Linked DNA regions of Homo sapiens: region 2 is linked to region 1. The links are chromatin loops, found by intact Hi-C in ENCODE. Cell type or tissue: mammary epithelial cell. All regions are shown on one strand. Links, peaks and the distances in the headings refer to the core of each region. The heading gives the core; the rest is flanking DNA.

Evidence for each region. Peaks named below come from ENCODE experiments on the same cell type or tissue, not always from the same donor. Only the 100,000 strongest peaks of a DNase experiment are listed, where the experiment ranks them.
Region 2: it touches region 1 in a loop (2.9-fold over the local background); 1 of 110 quality-filtered maps calls a loop at or near these places.

Annotation. Positions count from the first base shown.
Region 1 is chr2:137,163,941-137,171,969 of GRCh38, forward strand. It overlaps THSD7B (thrombospondin type 1 domain containing 7B), which reads left to right. Exons shown (of 28, transcript NM_001316349.2): 7 at 6,801-6,998. Among named protein-coding and RNA genes, the nearest start is that of THSD7B, 400 kb to the left of the region's middle. In mammary epithelial cell, for the core only: no CTCF peak of the experiment used is centred there; DNase peaks (open chromatin) are centred at 2,231 and 4,781; H3K27ac peaks cover 730 bases.
Region 2 is chr2:137,246,165-137,254,193 of GRCh38, forward strand. All of the region lies in intron 10 of THSD7B (thrombospondin type 1 domain containing 7B), which reads left to right. Among named protein-coding and RNA genes, the nearest start is that of THSD7B, 480 kb to the left of the region's middle. In mammary epithelial cell, for the core only: a CTCF peak has its summit at 3,480; no DNase peak of the experiment used is centred there.

The sequences.
Region 1 (8,029 bases), core at 1,840-6,839:
AGTTGATTTTCTCCATCAGCCTAAAGAAGTTTGGATCAAAGTACAAGCTCAGTTCTGAGAAGAGAAGCCATCTGCCCATCATGCACCACATTGGTCAGTGTGAGCCATTATGCCTAAGAGCAAATCATTGAGCAGATGCAGGAGACAAGTTATGGGGCATGGGATGTATCTAGTGCCAGTACGTTGTCATTGGATGAAGGGGGAAAAGAGGCTGCAGTTGTGGGAGGGCAGGAGGTTGTGCTGAGAGTAGCTTAAGAGCACTAGATAACCAGAGGTGGGGAGTGTTTTGCCCCAATCAATACTTTTTTCAAAGGGAGACTCAGCCTTTGAAAAGGGCTTAAGGCATCATCACTGGCCATCAGAGAAATGCAAATCAAAACCACAATGAGATACCATCTCACGCCAGTTAGAATGGCGATCATTAAAAAGTCAGGAAACAACAGGTGCTGGAGAGGATGTGGAGAAATAGGAACACTTTTACACTGTTGGTGGGATTGTAAACTAGTTCAACCATTGTGGAAGACACTGTGGCGATTCCTCAAGGATCTGGAGCTAGAAATACCATTTGACCCAGCCATCCCATTACTGGGTATATACCCAAAGGATTATAAATCATGCTGCTATAAAGACCCATGCACACATATGTTTGTTGTGGCACTACTCACAATAGCAAATACTTGGAACCAACCCAAATGTCCAACAATGATAGACTGGATTAAGAAAATGGGGCACATATACACCATAGAATACTATGCAGCCATAAAAAAGGGTGAATTCATATCCTTTGTAGGGACATGGATGAAGCTGGAAACCATCATTCTCAGCAAACTATCGCAAGGACAAAAAACCAAACACCGCATATTCTCACTCATAGGTGGGAATTGAACAATGAGAACACTTGGACACAGGAAGGGGAACATCACACACCGGGGCCTGTCGTGGGGTGGGGGAGAGGGGAGGAATGGCATTAGGAGATATACCTAATGTAAATGACGAGTTAATGGGTGCAGCCCACCAACATGTCACATGTATACATATGTAACAAACCTGCAAGTTGTGTACATGTACCCTAGAACCTAAAGTATAATAAAAAAAAAGAAAGAGTGAAAGAAAAGTGCTGAAGGAGAGGATGGAGGCAGTAGAACCTCTCACCTGAAGGTGGTACTGTCCCCACAGCCTCCTGCAGAGTTTAGGGACATGTTGAGATTGATGAGAATTAGCCGTTTTTTAATAGAACCCATTCTGTGGCTGAATGGCTGCCTCCTGAACTGTAGTCACTGACAGGAGGGATGGTAAGCCCTGATGATTGTTATTCAGGTCTAGGAGTTTGGTATTTTATAAATGCTCCCCTAGAGCAGAGAGAATTTTGGTTTGTAAGGTCTTGTTAAAACCTGCCAGGACCACCTGCCTATATTCCCTCTTGGGAAGAATGAAGAATAGAGTTTTCCCTCTAGGGAAATGATTCTGTTCCTTCAAGGTATCCAAGCATGTTATGATGACAGCAAGTAGTCTTGTTATTTCTACTGACTTGTGTGTATTAGGTCTGAGATCCCCCTCAGTCTTGGTGTCTGTCCCATGATTCTACTGTGAGTAGAATCATGGGAGTTCTGCCAGGATCACTGAGTGGTACAAACTAAAGATACTTCAGAATTCTACAGAAGCTGGGGTACACAGGCTAATGCATTAAACATTGCAAAACTCTGGGATATAAGCGGGAGTGTTTAGCTTCACATCTGAATTCTCTACTCTAAAATGCAGTGATTCCACTAGCAGAAATCTAGGATATTTATACTTTCCTAGATATTTCATACTCTTAAAAAATACACACACACACACACACACACGTGCATGCACACACATACACACAGAAAGATGGAGTATTTAAGAGAAAAGCAAGCAAACAACAGCAAAAAAAAATGAATGTGGAGAGTAGGAGAGAATATCATTTTTCTCCTCTCTAGGCTTTCCTAGTCATCGTGTTATTGCTCTGGTACATTTCCTTTGTTCACATTAAGAAAAAAAGTAGAAAGGAATGGGAAAGTAGGAAATGTTTTATTGCGGAATAGAAGAAATTAGTTACTATAGAAATTATCTTTACATGACTTTTATTCTTAATCAGAAATCCTTCCATTAGGAATCATGGAAGGCTTGTGGCTGTTGGTTATTCAGAGTACATTAGAAAATCAGCCAGTGTTCACAGCCTTCACACCCTTCCATCGCGTCATGACAGGCAGACAAGGGAACCATGATCGGCAGGTTGGTGCTTGTCAAGTAAAGCTAGGATGCCTTTCAGAGGAATTTAAATTGGGTCAGGTTTTATCATTTATTGCTTTGTCTTTGATACACTCCCAGAGTGTTATAATTAGAGATATATAAGAGAATTAGCCTGAAAAAATAAATACTCTTAGACAAACTCTACACATAGATGTGATACATTTTAAAATTTTTTCTTGATATATAGACACACATTTATATGACATCCTTATCCTTTTCAGACATATACTAGAAAGGCAGAATTGCCCACTGAAGTTGTTCTAAAGAGGAATTTGCTGGAGGCTCCCTATAGAGTGTCACAACAGCCAGCTGCTTAGGTGGAAGGACTTCAGGGATTCCTTCCCTCAGTGAGAGCACCCAAGTCCTTAAAAATTCCCAAAGGACAAGATACTTTGAAACTGAGAAGCCATGACTCTTTTTTGAAGACAGTCTTTTATGCTCTTAAACAAATTAGATAACATGCTAAAGTTGGAAAATACTCTCATGTTTTAGATGTTACATACCAAAAATGGGGGATATTTCCATTTTCCATCCTTGTCTGCTAGATAGGCTTTCCCTTGAATGAGAAGTCTATAAAATCATTTTGCTTTCTCATAGATAGGAAATGCTAAGAGATAGTTGTTTCTTTTTTCTGTGTCTATGTGTTTGGGGTGGGTGGGGCGTTCTGTTAACTTCTCATTCTAAGCTTTGGGAGTTCTCATGCTGACTTCACCCTATCAGTGTGTCTTCTTAGTTTCTGGATTTACACCAGGCTGTGGACTAATAATGATACTATAAGATACTATCCCTGCAGGATGGTGGTTGATTTCTAAAGGGTTAGGATTGAAGCTTCAATATGCTCAGATTCTTTCACTCAGAGTTGTTACCCAAAGTTCAGGGCCGCCAGAGAGGAAGAGCAAATGAAGTACTTAAGACAGAATAAGCTTCTGTCCTGTTTGTTTAACCTGCTAGACTTTCTTTTTTATAATTTTTATTTTATTATTTATTTATTTATTTATTTATTTTCTGAGACAGAGTCTCACTCTGTCACCCAGGCTGGAGTGCAGTGGCGTGATCTCGTCTCACGGCAACCTCCACCTCCTGGGTTCAAGCAGTTCTGCCTCAGCCTCCTGAGTAGCTGGGATTACAGGCAGGTGCCACCCTGCCTGGCTAATTTTTTTGTATTTTTAGTAGAGATGGAGTTTTACCATATTGGCCAGGCTGGAACCTGCTGGACTTTCTTCACGCCTGTCCCAATGGAGTCGGTGTTGAGACATAACATTGCCTGTGGATAGCTCATGTGTACACTTCTGATCCACTAACTCATGCAGAAATACAGCCCTCAGATCTGGATATACCCTCCGGAGCCTCTTTTAATTCTTCCATGGCTTCAATTAAAAAACACTGACCCCTTTTCTGCCATCTGCTCGTCTTCCCTTTTCTCTCCCCAACCCACTGCCCATTCTTTTCTAATTATCTCCTGTAGAATTATACACTAAATATTAATTCTTGGAGTCATAGAAAAAAATAAACCCTGCAGATACTAGTTTCACTAAAGGTGAATTGAATCTGTGGTCAGGAAATGTTGATTATGGCTCTCCCCTGCTGTGCAGCATCTAAAATTCCACTGTCCAATCTACTCACCTTTAGTACCTTCAACTAAACCACGGTGCCTTTCAGGTTCACTTTATAAAGTGTGGCGAAAACACAATATCCACAGGAGCCGACTTTAATCTTTTCTTGTGAGGAGGCAATGACTCTGAAAGACTTCTGCTGATTTTCACACCCATCCATTTAATCAGTAATAATGCACCTTTGGAGAAGTAATAAAGTGGCATCTTAGTTTTCACACATGCAAAATGGGAATAGTAACTTATAACATAGTTTTGAGGCTTGATTCATTTAGAGTAATAAAGTTACTGTCCCAGTCTTGGTAAAGGGTGGATGTTAGTTTATGCATGTGCCTTTTTCCCTTGTTAGGTTTTATGCTTTGAGAAGAATACACATTTCTGGTTCCTCCTGTGGCTTCCCATAGTACAGGAAAGTGATGTGCAAATGACAGTTAATATTTATGGAATAATATCATCTGATTAATATGAAACTCAATAAATGAAAGTGATTGGTTGGCTGGCCCCCAACCACTATGGACTTGGCAATTGTCTATCTTTCAGAACAGAAGTACCTGGGAGATGCCTGATGTCTATTGCAGGCATGAACAGCGATGTGTGATTAAAGTTAAGTGCTAGCAAGAGAATCCAGGGTTTTTGTTTTATGCTGAGCTTGTGCTGTGGTTTGATCCTAGTTAGAGTCAGGACAAGGGCAGCACAAATGAAAGACTGAAGGAATTTATTGACTGAGGAGAGGTAATCTATAGATTTATGGCAAGATGGATGCAACTTGATTTATGGAGGAAAACTGAACATGCCCCTCAATGGCATTAAGCTCCAAATAATAGGACACCCAGAATCCTTCATAAAGACTTCTAAGTTTCTGTGCTCAAGTCTGGGCTAGTTGTCAAACAGTGTAAATCATGGTGACTCATGCCATGTCTTGCTCAAAGATAAAATCAAAACAAGCAAAAATATAAGACAATAAATAAGCAGCATGCAGATGTTACATATAAGAATAGAGGTCATTCGAGTTTTGTGGCAGTGAGAGCTCGTAGGTCATTGTAGTTTGATGCTCGTCAAGTGAAGTTTACAGCCGTGTATGCATCTCCTTTCAAGGTGGCTTAGGAAGCAATATGAGCCCTTCTGTAGATTTTATTTGGCTAGTTAATGATATAGACATGGAGGTATGGAGGTATAAAGCACGGCAGAAACCATTATTATTTTTTTTTTAACCGCTCTGATCTTAACCATGTCAATGCCATGAGAATATAGCCTCTGACTGGCTGAATGATTTCTTCCCAAGGTAGCTAATCCTTAAAGAGTCTAGGAGTCTCTTTTAAAGGGAGGTTCTGGGTTATCTTAGGAAAAAAAAAAAAAAAACTCAAAGCACTTAAAAATCCTTACCTAAAATTCTTGCCCAGCCCTGTACTTTGCTAAAATACTTAGTATTTTAGGTAAGGATTTTTAAGTGCTTTATTTGAGGTTTTTTTTTTTTTTTTAATCTAAGTTAACCCAGAACCTCTCTGTAGCTTTTTCTTGTTTCTCAAAACCACATGTTCATTGTGTTCTAGCCTCCTTGGCTGTGCTATTTAAGAGAGGTTGGTCTTTCTCCAACTATACCTTGAGGTGTGTAACTTTTTCATGAGAGAGATGTTACCTCTCATGCTCCCTAACTTGTCCTTCTCCCCTCCCCTTGTGGGAAGAGTGGTGGGATATGCAGCTTTCACTCTGGGAATTGAATGTTCTCTGTGCTATCAAACTCTCTCATTTTCTTTACTTACTCCGAGGAATAAATGAATAACAATTTCTTAAAATGTTATTCATGCAAAACTGTTGGTTTTGTTAAAAGAAAAAGGAATTAAAGGAATCTGTTGATTGAATTTGGAATAGAAACGATGGAAGGTATGAGATCCACAAAAGGTAGACGTAGCCTTTAGAAGTGGTATATCATGGGGGCCAGAGATTGAAAATTTACACTAAAGGGTTCAATCTGGTTCTCAGTCCTTCTTTATTAGGTCACTTTGTTTTTTAAAAATTGTGCATTAGTTTTTATCATTTAAAAATAGAGGGATTTCTGGTTTCTTAGACAAAATGGAAGGATCTGTTAACAGAGGGTTCATGATCTCTAAGGCCAAGAGTCAACGGAAGCTGAATAGTAGTCAGGCATTTTAGAGCAGGCCCATTAACCCAAACACTCGCTGCAGTCTCATGGTTGACCCATTTGCCTCGATGTGTACCTGCTTGACTCCTGTTGATTTGCATTTGTGACTCTCTGGGCCCATAGCATGTAAAATACATCTATGTTCTTATTACAGTCTCTGGCTGGGACTTTGAGGCCCTAGTCCCACAGTACACTTTTTTTAAACATAATAACAATCATTGACCCATGTCTAGCCTGGGTGGAAAGTGAACTCCAAAGAGATATTGTCTTTATGAGGCAGACTGATGTGTAAACCTCAGTGACATGATGCAGATAAATCTCGGAGCAGGAAGTTGTGAATGGTCAGGCGCCATGGAGATGCCAGAGAGGTAATGTATTTTAACCGAATGCAGCGTAACAAGAATGTCAAAATCAACAGCAAAAAGAAAATGTGGATTAATCTATATTTAGATCATTTCTGAGTCTCCATTTATTTTTACTGGTTTATTGATACCATAGGACTTACGCTACTTATTATTCCATTGAATTATGTCTGACTTCTCCAACTCCTAGGTTGTAAACTCTTGGAAGACAGATTTCCTGCTTTTATTCTTTCCCATTCTCTTTTTTTTCTACATCTCATCCTCTCACTTCACATAGAATAAAACACATCAAGATAATACGTGCTTAGAGCGATGAGTACTTGAATAAAACTTTTCATCTCTCACCCAGCTGCTTCTTTTCCTTTCCTGGAAAAGAGTGGAATTCTCTGAAAATTCTTTTCTCTCTCTTTTTAGGATTTAGAACGAGGCAGCGCCATGTCCTCATGGAATCTACAGGGCCTGCAGGGCATTGCCCTCATTTGGTGGAGTCTGTTCCTTGTGAGGATCCAATGTGCTACCGATGGCTGGCATCAGAAGGGATCTGTTTCCCTGATCATGGAAAATGTGGCCTGGGACATCGTATTCTGAAGGCCGTCTGCCAGAATGACCGCGGTATGACCCAGTGACCCACTAGAGGTGTTAGGATGTTAAGTATCAGCCAAATAACACATGACCACCCTTCAATAGATCATTCTCATGAGGAAGAGAAGCACAGCCTTTCTTATCCTTGAATATTTATGTTTACATCGAGTGACACATTGCTGCAAAGTAAGGTGCCGTGACTTAATATGGGTCCACATACTCCATGACAGAACACTATTTGATTGTACTTAAATGCAATACAGCAAACCTAGAGATTTCTTAAGAGTTTTTAATTTGTCAAAAAAACAGAGAACAAATCTCTTGGATAGTGTTCAACTTATCAATATAAAACAAGTAAAAGCCAATGTATAACATGCCTTTATATATTATAAACAAATGTCATCTTGTTAAGAATCCAGGACTGAAACATCCTGCAAGTTAAAAAAAGAACCAAACAAAACTAGGTGGCTTTTTGTTTATATGACATTAGAGTTGAATCAGCTATAGACACAATACTAACATTTCCAAAGAACTGTTTTTAAATACAAGTTGTCAAGATTTACAAAACTATTAACAATGATGTCTTTCCTCAATCAGCAAGCACCTGGTAGGTTATTTGAAATGAAAGGTGATTCAGAAAACATGTGTCATGTGGAAATAAGAAAAGTGACATGTAAAACCTTGATCCTGAACTTGAAAAAAATTTCAGTACCTTGGAAGAATATCGTGTATATTTATTAATCAGCTCTGCCATGAGAAGCCCCACTTATAATGCTCATGATATGTGGAATGAAGCGTTTTGAACTTATGCAGCTAAGTAATCCATAGAACAGAAGTAAATCACAAAATAGATTCAGAGCACACAGGGTTGATATATATTGCAAAGCTTTTCATTCCTTTTTTTCTCTCTCCCTCCCTCCCTCTCTTCATCCTTTCTTCATTTCTTTTCAATCATTACCATAATTACACAGATATAGATTTTGTCAGGTGATGTAATTGGTTCCCTGTGGAAACCAGGTGATTATTTAATTAAAGGGCAATAACAGATTGTATTAGCTACA
Region 2 (8,029 bases), core at 970-5,969, 81 kb after region 1:
AGGAGGAGGATGGACCAGAGCAAGTGGAAACCTCGACTAATGAAGACAGAAGAACTCCTTTTTTTGTTTTGTGGCTATGGCTTCAGGTTGGGTCATCAAAGTTGAGAAGCGGTTATGTCTGTGGTCTTCAAAGTTGACTGCACAATGGAATCACCTGAAAATCTCTGATGCCTGGATCCTACTCTAATACATTCTGATTTAATAGGTTTGTGATAACAACCAGGGAATCACTGGATTATGAAAATCTCAAACCACGTTCATTCTAAACCTCTCAGAAAGCCAAGGTTGTTTATGGGACCAAGTGCACCAGCAGTGATTTGTGACATAGCAATGGATGAATTCCGTCAGGTTTTATTTTGTCCCGGCTTGATTCAAGAGCTAAAACCTTAAAACATAAAGGTATTTTCAAGCCATGGACAATCTCAAGCCATGCTTATGATCTTCTTATTCCTCCTTCTCTGAGTCTCTCCTTAAAGGATCAATGATAGTCTCATATTTTTCTAAGCAAACCAAAGGTCTATCAAGCTTTGGCCTGTTGTGGCCTAATTCTTCAGTCCCTGTAATAAATTCACCAAATTATCACGAACCATTTCCTTTGTACTTTTTTTTTTTTGCTGTTTTCTTCTATTCTTTTTTCAGCCTACAAAACAAATGCCTGCCTAAAGTATCCAATGTGGTCTAGTTAATAATAGCAACAGCTAGCTTATTGCAACATTTCTCAGCCTTTAGTTTTTTCAATGGACTGATGTCTGAGCCTCATCCCAGCCCGCCCAGTCAGAATATCTTTAGGTTGGAAGGATATCTGCGATAAATTCTCCATAGGTGACTTATAAGCAGTGAAGGATGAGAAACACTCATTTAATGCCTAATATTTTACAATATGTCTTCACATACATTTCAGCCTGTTATAGGAGACCATTGATAATTGTTTGCCGAGGTAGTGTTGGAATTAATTATGTTGGCCACTGCTGCCATCATTGTCATTCCTCATGTTTTTACTTTAAGATCACAAATCAGTATTATCCTTTGTATGATTTATATCAGAGAACCTTTAAAGAGCCTTGCTGCATATTTTCAACATTTAATTATATGAAGTTTCAAACATATGCATAAATGAATGCAATGTGAATACAAAGTATTAATGGTTAATACAATGTATTCATGTCATGATGGCTGCACAAAGCAATTATCACCTCATGGACATTCTTATTTTGTCTATACATTAATCCCCACTTCCACACCCAAAAGGACTAGTTGAGATAATTGCCAGATATGTTTACCAGTTTATGGAAAGGGAGAATATGAAAGAGGTAAAGTTACTAGACTGAAGATAAATTATGGTATATTAAAAATAGAATATTCAACAGAATATTTCTAGAAACCATGGAGCTAATGATTAATTATTTGTCAGTCTCAAATAATTGGAGGCTGAAGGAACTCCTTTAACTTTCATCTCTAAGGAGTGAGCTAGAGAGCAGTGTCATGGTAACAGGAAGGCCAACAGCAGAGACTGCTGCTGGGAATTGGTAGGAAACCTCATTTGGTGGAATTCATTTCCTCCTGTGTCAACCCTCCTGGAGTTACCTCTTGAGTTTTCAGTATCAAAAACAGACAGTGATTTTTTTTTAAACACCTAGGCATGTAGCATGGATTCTTGAGTTAGATTTCCTTGATTCAAATCTCATCTCTGCCATACAAATTACTTTAAACTTGCTGTGTTTCAATTTCTTCCTTTCCAAAATAAGGTAATATTACCAGCTACTTCAAAGAGCTGTTATAAGGAGGACAGATGGAACAGTGCCAGGTATATAGAAATTTACTATTGTTTATTTTTATTTAATCTCAACCCCATTGAGTTTTTTCAATCCACAGATGTCTGAGACTCACCCCAGCTCAAACCAATCAGAATCTCTTCAGGTTGAAAGGATATTTTCAGCGTTAAAACTCTCCATAGGTGACTCTTACTAGTGGTGGAGGATGAGAAATACTCAGTACTTAGCATTTATTTGTTATTATTATTATTAGATGATAATGATGATGATAAAAGTTCCTTAAGGTCAGGGAGCTTGTATTATGTTGAGTTCCTGCAATTATTAAGTCCTCTACATGCTGGTATTATGGCACCTGTTTCTATGCCTGTATTGCTCTGGACAGACTATAAACTCAGAGGGTAGGAGTCTTTCATTTCATTAATGAACTTCCAGTGCTTAGTACAGTGTCTGGCACATGGTGGGCATTTAGTAATTGTTGTTGAATGAATGAATAAATAGACACATCTCTTCCCCAGTCAGTTCTAATGCTTAAAGATTTTGCTTTCTTTTAAATGAAACTGTGGCATTAACAGATTATTCCACAGATCCAGGTCAATTAGGGAACTGGTCAATCTGAATGTCAAAAAGGTAAAAATAACCTATTCTGGATTCCAGAATTTTGCCCACTCAAATACATACAAGCACTAACTTGCCTCTTTACTTTCCCCTGTCAAGCATATGTGGCCCCCTCCTCTTCACAGAACCATCCACACCTTTGTTCATCCATTTGTTCCCAAATAATAGAGGGTCTGCTGTGTTTGAGTAATCAAAGCTTTGAGCCTGGAACACTGGCCCAAAAAATAATGTTCAAGGCACTTTAACACCTTGTTCTTCCTTGAGATTGACGTTACCTAAATCTTTTTTGTTTCTTCTGTAAACTTTAGATAATGTTATCTTTTCCAAAGAGTTTTTTGAGAAATTAAACACAGCAAGATGTATAGCTCACATCGATGTCTCCAGACCCAGCTCTGATACATGAGTGCAGGTATCTTTGTCTTCACAGGTGCTGCTGGGTGTAACTTGCTTCCTTTAGTCTGTAATTTAAAGTCCATAGATCGCTACATGGTCCCAGTGCTCAATAAATATTCCTGATAATTTAGTAGGAGGAACGACAAACACTTGGGCTTGTAGAGATTATAGTTTTCAATAATACTTCTGCCAAACTGAGGAGTTCTGCTGATAAAATTCATTAAAAAACACCTTTTCCTATTTCATAGGGGGAAAAAGTTCATGGATAAAATTCTCTCAATTAAATATTATTTTATTTTTTCCTATATATTTTTTTAATTATGGGATCTTCTGCCTGTCTTTATTAAAACCCCGCATAAGAAGTTATCAGATTTGGTTTAAAAAAAAAATAACAACATTGCATTAGAGTCCGATGACCATACTGAGACAAGGAGGAACACTTACATTAGAATGGGAGTTGCTGCTCAGAGCTCAGAACTCTTAGTCTGGTCTAAACTCCTTCAAAGAAATGTTAATCCAAGTAATATCTGGTAGGGAAAGCATTGTCAGTCCAGACTCTTTCCTCTCACTCCATTACTCCGTCTTCTTCCCTCTGGACTAGAGATTGATGTATATTTAGAAAGACCTGAAATCTACAGTATAGTCTACTGGATTTTCTCTTGCATCCTACAGTGGCCCCAGGAGGTAAGTCTAATCATACATGACTAACAGGTGAGAAACACCAAGCTCAGAAAGATGAAGTAACTGCTCCGAGGTTACCCAGTATGTTAGAATCAGAGCATGGTGGAAATCCAGGCTTCTCTCTGGCTCTAGGGCTTATCTGTTTTTATCCCACGACAACGAGCTACTTGCTACATCCATAGGCACAGATAGTCTTTCTTGTCTATTAGCAAATCAAGAATTTGAAGTCCAGTACCTTTATTGCAGGCTTTGCATGTTATAGATCACACATTAATTTGACATGTGCTATCTCATAAATTGTCAGGACAGTTTAATGGTAAAGGAAGAGCTGTTTTATTACTCCTGCTTCACAGATGAGGCAACACACTCCTCAAGGGAAGTTGCCATATGGCCTCAAAGGAGCAAAGACCAAGTTAAAAAACCCAGTGTTTAAACTTGCTACATTGTCTGTCCTGGTGCTCCTGTTCAGCTACAGAAAGGCAAGCTAGACAAGTTTAATTCTTGCCAGTGAAAGGCTATAACTTCAGCATAGTTTTGCTTTATTTCACTGCCTCTTCCTATTAAATTTATAATAGCTATAATTTATATGCATTACTCTATTTGATTACTTCTATTTTAAAATTTTATTTTAATTTGACAAATAATAACTGTATATAAATATGGGGTATAATGTGATGTTTTGATACATGTATACATGATGGAATGATTAAATCAAGCTAATTAATATATCCATCACCTCACCTGCCTAGAGTTAATAATAAAGCATATTTCAAAATTGCCACCAGAGTAGGTTTTAAATGTTCTCACTATTCCATTTAATTCTTACCTCAACCTTATGTTGAAAGAATTATTACTCTATTTTATGTAAAAGAAAATAGGGCTTAAAGATAGAGCCCAAGGTTGCAAAACTAACATTAATAAATACCAAAACCACATGGAATCCTAAGCTCTTAACCACTTAACAACAAATATTTGCTGAATGATCCTGCGTTTCAGGCTGTGTGCTAGGCGCTGTGTGTATATGGATAAAGTAGTGAATGAAACATACAGAAATCTCTCCATCGTAGAGAATACCATCCAGTGAGGGAAGATAGAGGAGTTGAACACAAAACTACCTGAATAAAGATGCAGTCACAAAGTGTGCTATGAAGGTCAGGGCACTATGGAAGAAGGCAAGAAAAGTCTGATTTCCCCTCTGCCTGAATGTCTCCCTTCATCTCTACTGCTTGCCCAAATCTTACTACAGCCTAAATCCTAGCCCCCTCCACAGAGTTTGTTCTGACCCTTCTGCTGGAAATAAACACTTTGCCCTCTGAAGTCCCATGCTCTGTCTGAAATGTTTGCAGTCTGGCTATTGGTAAAGGTGTTTTGTGTTCCTCTGAAGGATTGTGAACTCCTTGAGGGCTTAAACCTTGCCCTTTTCAGTTTTCAGTCCCCAAAGTACCAAGAAATAAACTTAAGGCAGAACAGAACTTAGTAAATCCATGTCAAATAAATAGATGCTAGCAAGAACCAATTTGCTTAAGCAAACCTAGCAAACTGCTGAACGAGAAGTTAGTCTTCCTTCACAGCTCAATTTTCCTCATAAAAATTTGCATAGCTTAATGCAAGAACATATGTGACGACGTTGGCCACAGAGTGTGTGAGACTTAGAGCATCAGATTTGTCTCTGTTTTCCTGGCAAATGTGGTTAAAAGGGAAAAAATTCTATCATTTTTATTTATTTTTTGTGTACTTGTTTGTTCATTCATTTGTCTGTCAGTCTGTCTATTATCTGTAATGAAGTTGTATGACTATCTCAGGGAAGCAAAACCTATTGAATTGCTAATTTCTTAAAGTCATTTCCCACTCGTGCTTCAAAGTCACCAACTGGGGTAGTAGTTACTGTTTTCAACCATATGGTTATGGGAAATGCAATGCACTGTCTGATAGGGTTTCGTTCTTGATAAAAACCCAAGGCCATATATAAGGTGAAATGCAAAATTGTGGTCATGTGCAATCTTTTAGTGTCCTAGACTGACCCGTGGGTAAAACTTAAAGTAATTGAACAGGTTTCTGAAAATGTGGTCCACAAACCTTCAGCTCAGATCTGTGTGGTATGCTTGCTAGAACCCTAAGAGATTCTGATTTTGAAGTTGGAACTGGGGCCTAAAACTCTGCATTTTTAAATTAACTTCCTTAGTGATTCTAAGACACAATAAAGTTTGAAAACCACTATATTGGAGAAGCATTGGATGTAACCATAGACCAACAGATTGTTTGAGAAATGTGTGACAAGCACCTACTGTGTTGTTTTAATCAACTCTATTTTAGTTTTTAAGGATCAAAGAACTTTAAGCTACATTAGGTAAAAGGGGTCTTGGCTGGGCGCAGTGGCTCACGCCTGTAATACCAGCCCTTGGGAGGCCGAGGTGGGTGGATCATGAGGTCAGGAGTTCGAGACCATCCTGGCTAACATGGAGAAACCCTGTCTCTACTGAAAATATAAAAAATTAGCCAGATGTGGTAGCACATGCCTGTAATCCCAGCTACTCGTGAGGCTGAGTCAGGAGAATCGCTTGAACCCGGGAGGCAGAGGTTGCAGTGAGCTGAAATCATGCCACTGCACTTCAGCCTGGGTGACAGAGCGAGACTCTGTCTCAAAAAAAAAAAAAAAAAAAAAAAACAAAGGGTTGGGGGGCTTGATGGGAATTTATAACAGATCTGGCAGATGTCCAAATGTAAGAAAAAAAACCCTATGGGTGTGATGGGAGCTATAAATGCTGGGATTACAGTTTAGATTACAGTTGGAAGTAATGCTGGAAGTGCTGGGATTATAGGCATGAGCCACCAGGCCTGGCCCTTTATTTATTTATTTGTAGAGATGGGGTCTCGCCATGTTGCCCAGGCTTGTCTGGAACTCCTTTTGCTGTCCTTCTGCCTCAGCCTTCTGAAGTGCTGGGATTACAGGTGTGAGCCACTGTGCCTGGCCCTGGTTTGTATAATACTTTTGTGCCAGGTCCCTCAGTGGCTCAGAAGCCTATTGGAGCAGCCCTTGAGGCCAGAGACTCATGTGGAAGGGGAGGGGACAGTGATGCACAAAGGTGGCAGAGAATGATGCAGGAGCATCCCTCCGGAGAGGGCTTGTGGTGTTCCACGGGGAGGTTGGCCTTTCCAACTGGTTCAAGCTCCACTTTTTGGAGGGAATTCAGAACCTGGCTCATCCCTCTCTTGTGCCTCCACCAGTTACACTCTGGGTGCTAAACTATTGGAAGAGACTAGCATGTTTCCAATAGAAAAGGCTTGCTTTTTTTTTTTTTTTTTTTTTTTTTACTTCACAGCTTTGGTTTGAGAAAAGGGCTGTTGTGAATTAGGTAGAAATATAGAAAAGGAAAATGAAGCTCCAGAGAATAGAAATGCAGTAGAATAACACCTTCATGTGGAATAGAAACTGGGAGAATGAGGTACTCACTCTGAGTATGATCTGAGTCTGATATTACTCACTCTGAGTATGATCTGAGTGATATTTTAGTTCAGACAAGCAAAATATGCAGTCTGTGTGTACTTGCATTCTTACCAAAATGCCTTGGCTGTGATTCCTATCAGTGGTCTATGATAAACAGTGCTGTTTGGTTGTCTTATAAAATAAACCAACATACCAAAGAAAACAAAATAAATTTAAAAAGCAGAAAGATAAGCAAATGTAGGTTTAGTGTGTGGAGTTCTGTTCTTTACACCTGAAATGCAATACTATGCTGTCTTAGTTTATATCTAATAGTGACTTTAAAGCACTATTAATTTTCTTCGTGGAACAGCCAGGCTATGTTACCATAAATAAATCCTATGGCACATGGATATTTAAAATGATTTATTATTAGCATTGGTGGCAAAAATCTGTGTTTCCTTCAATATGAGTGTTCTTTCTTTACAAAATGCTTTTGCTTCTGGCTGGTTTCATTCTCATATCTGTAGAATTCTCTGCAGACAATATAATATGATTCTTATTTGTCGATAGAGGTAAATGAGTTGTTTTATAGAAACCAAGGTACCCATTCTAATTAGAAGTATATTTTTAGTCTTTTGATGTACTTCCTATGAAGAAATTGAATAAATTAGCTTTGATTTACCTGGGGTGTTTCCTTCAGTTTATTAAATAATCTTCTGCAATTAAAAAGAATAAATTAGTTATTTTTTGCTTCCTTGGCTTTGGTCCCATTTCAATGTGATTTCTAAATTAGAGTGTGGTTTCCGGAGGTTTTTGACTCACTGGGTTAGCTAATGTGATGGTAGATTTATAAAGTGTTTAATTTATATTATTATAGTAAAGCCTAGAATTAGAGGTGGAGTTAAACATTGGGATCTTAATATATCAATTTGAAACTTCAGGTTTTATAAAAACATCAAATAATTTATGTATGGTTAAAAAATCAACAAGCTACTTTATGCTTAAATGAAATAGATTGCTCATGGTTTAGACAAACAACTTTTAAGTGTCCCCTAGTAGAAAAATCAGCCCTGGATAGTCTGTGAATCTCTTGAAGTTGTTTTGAAATTAAGTTGCTACATATAGATGGTTCAGATAGAATATT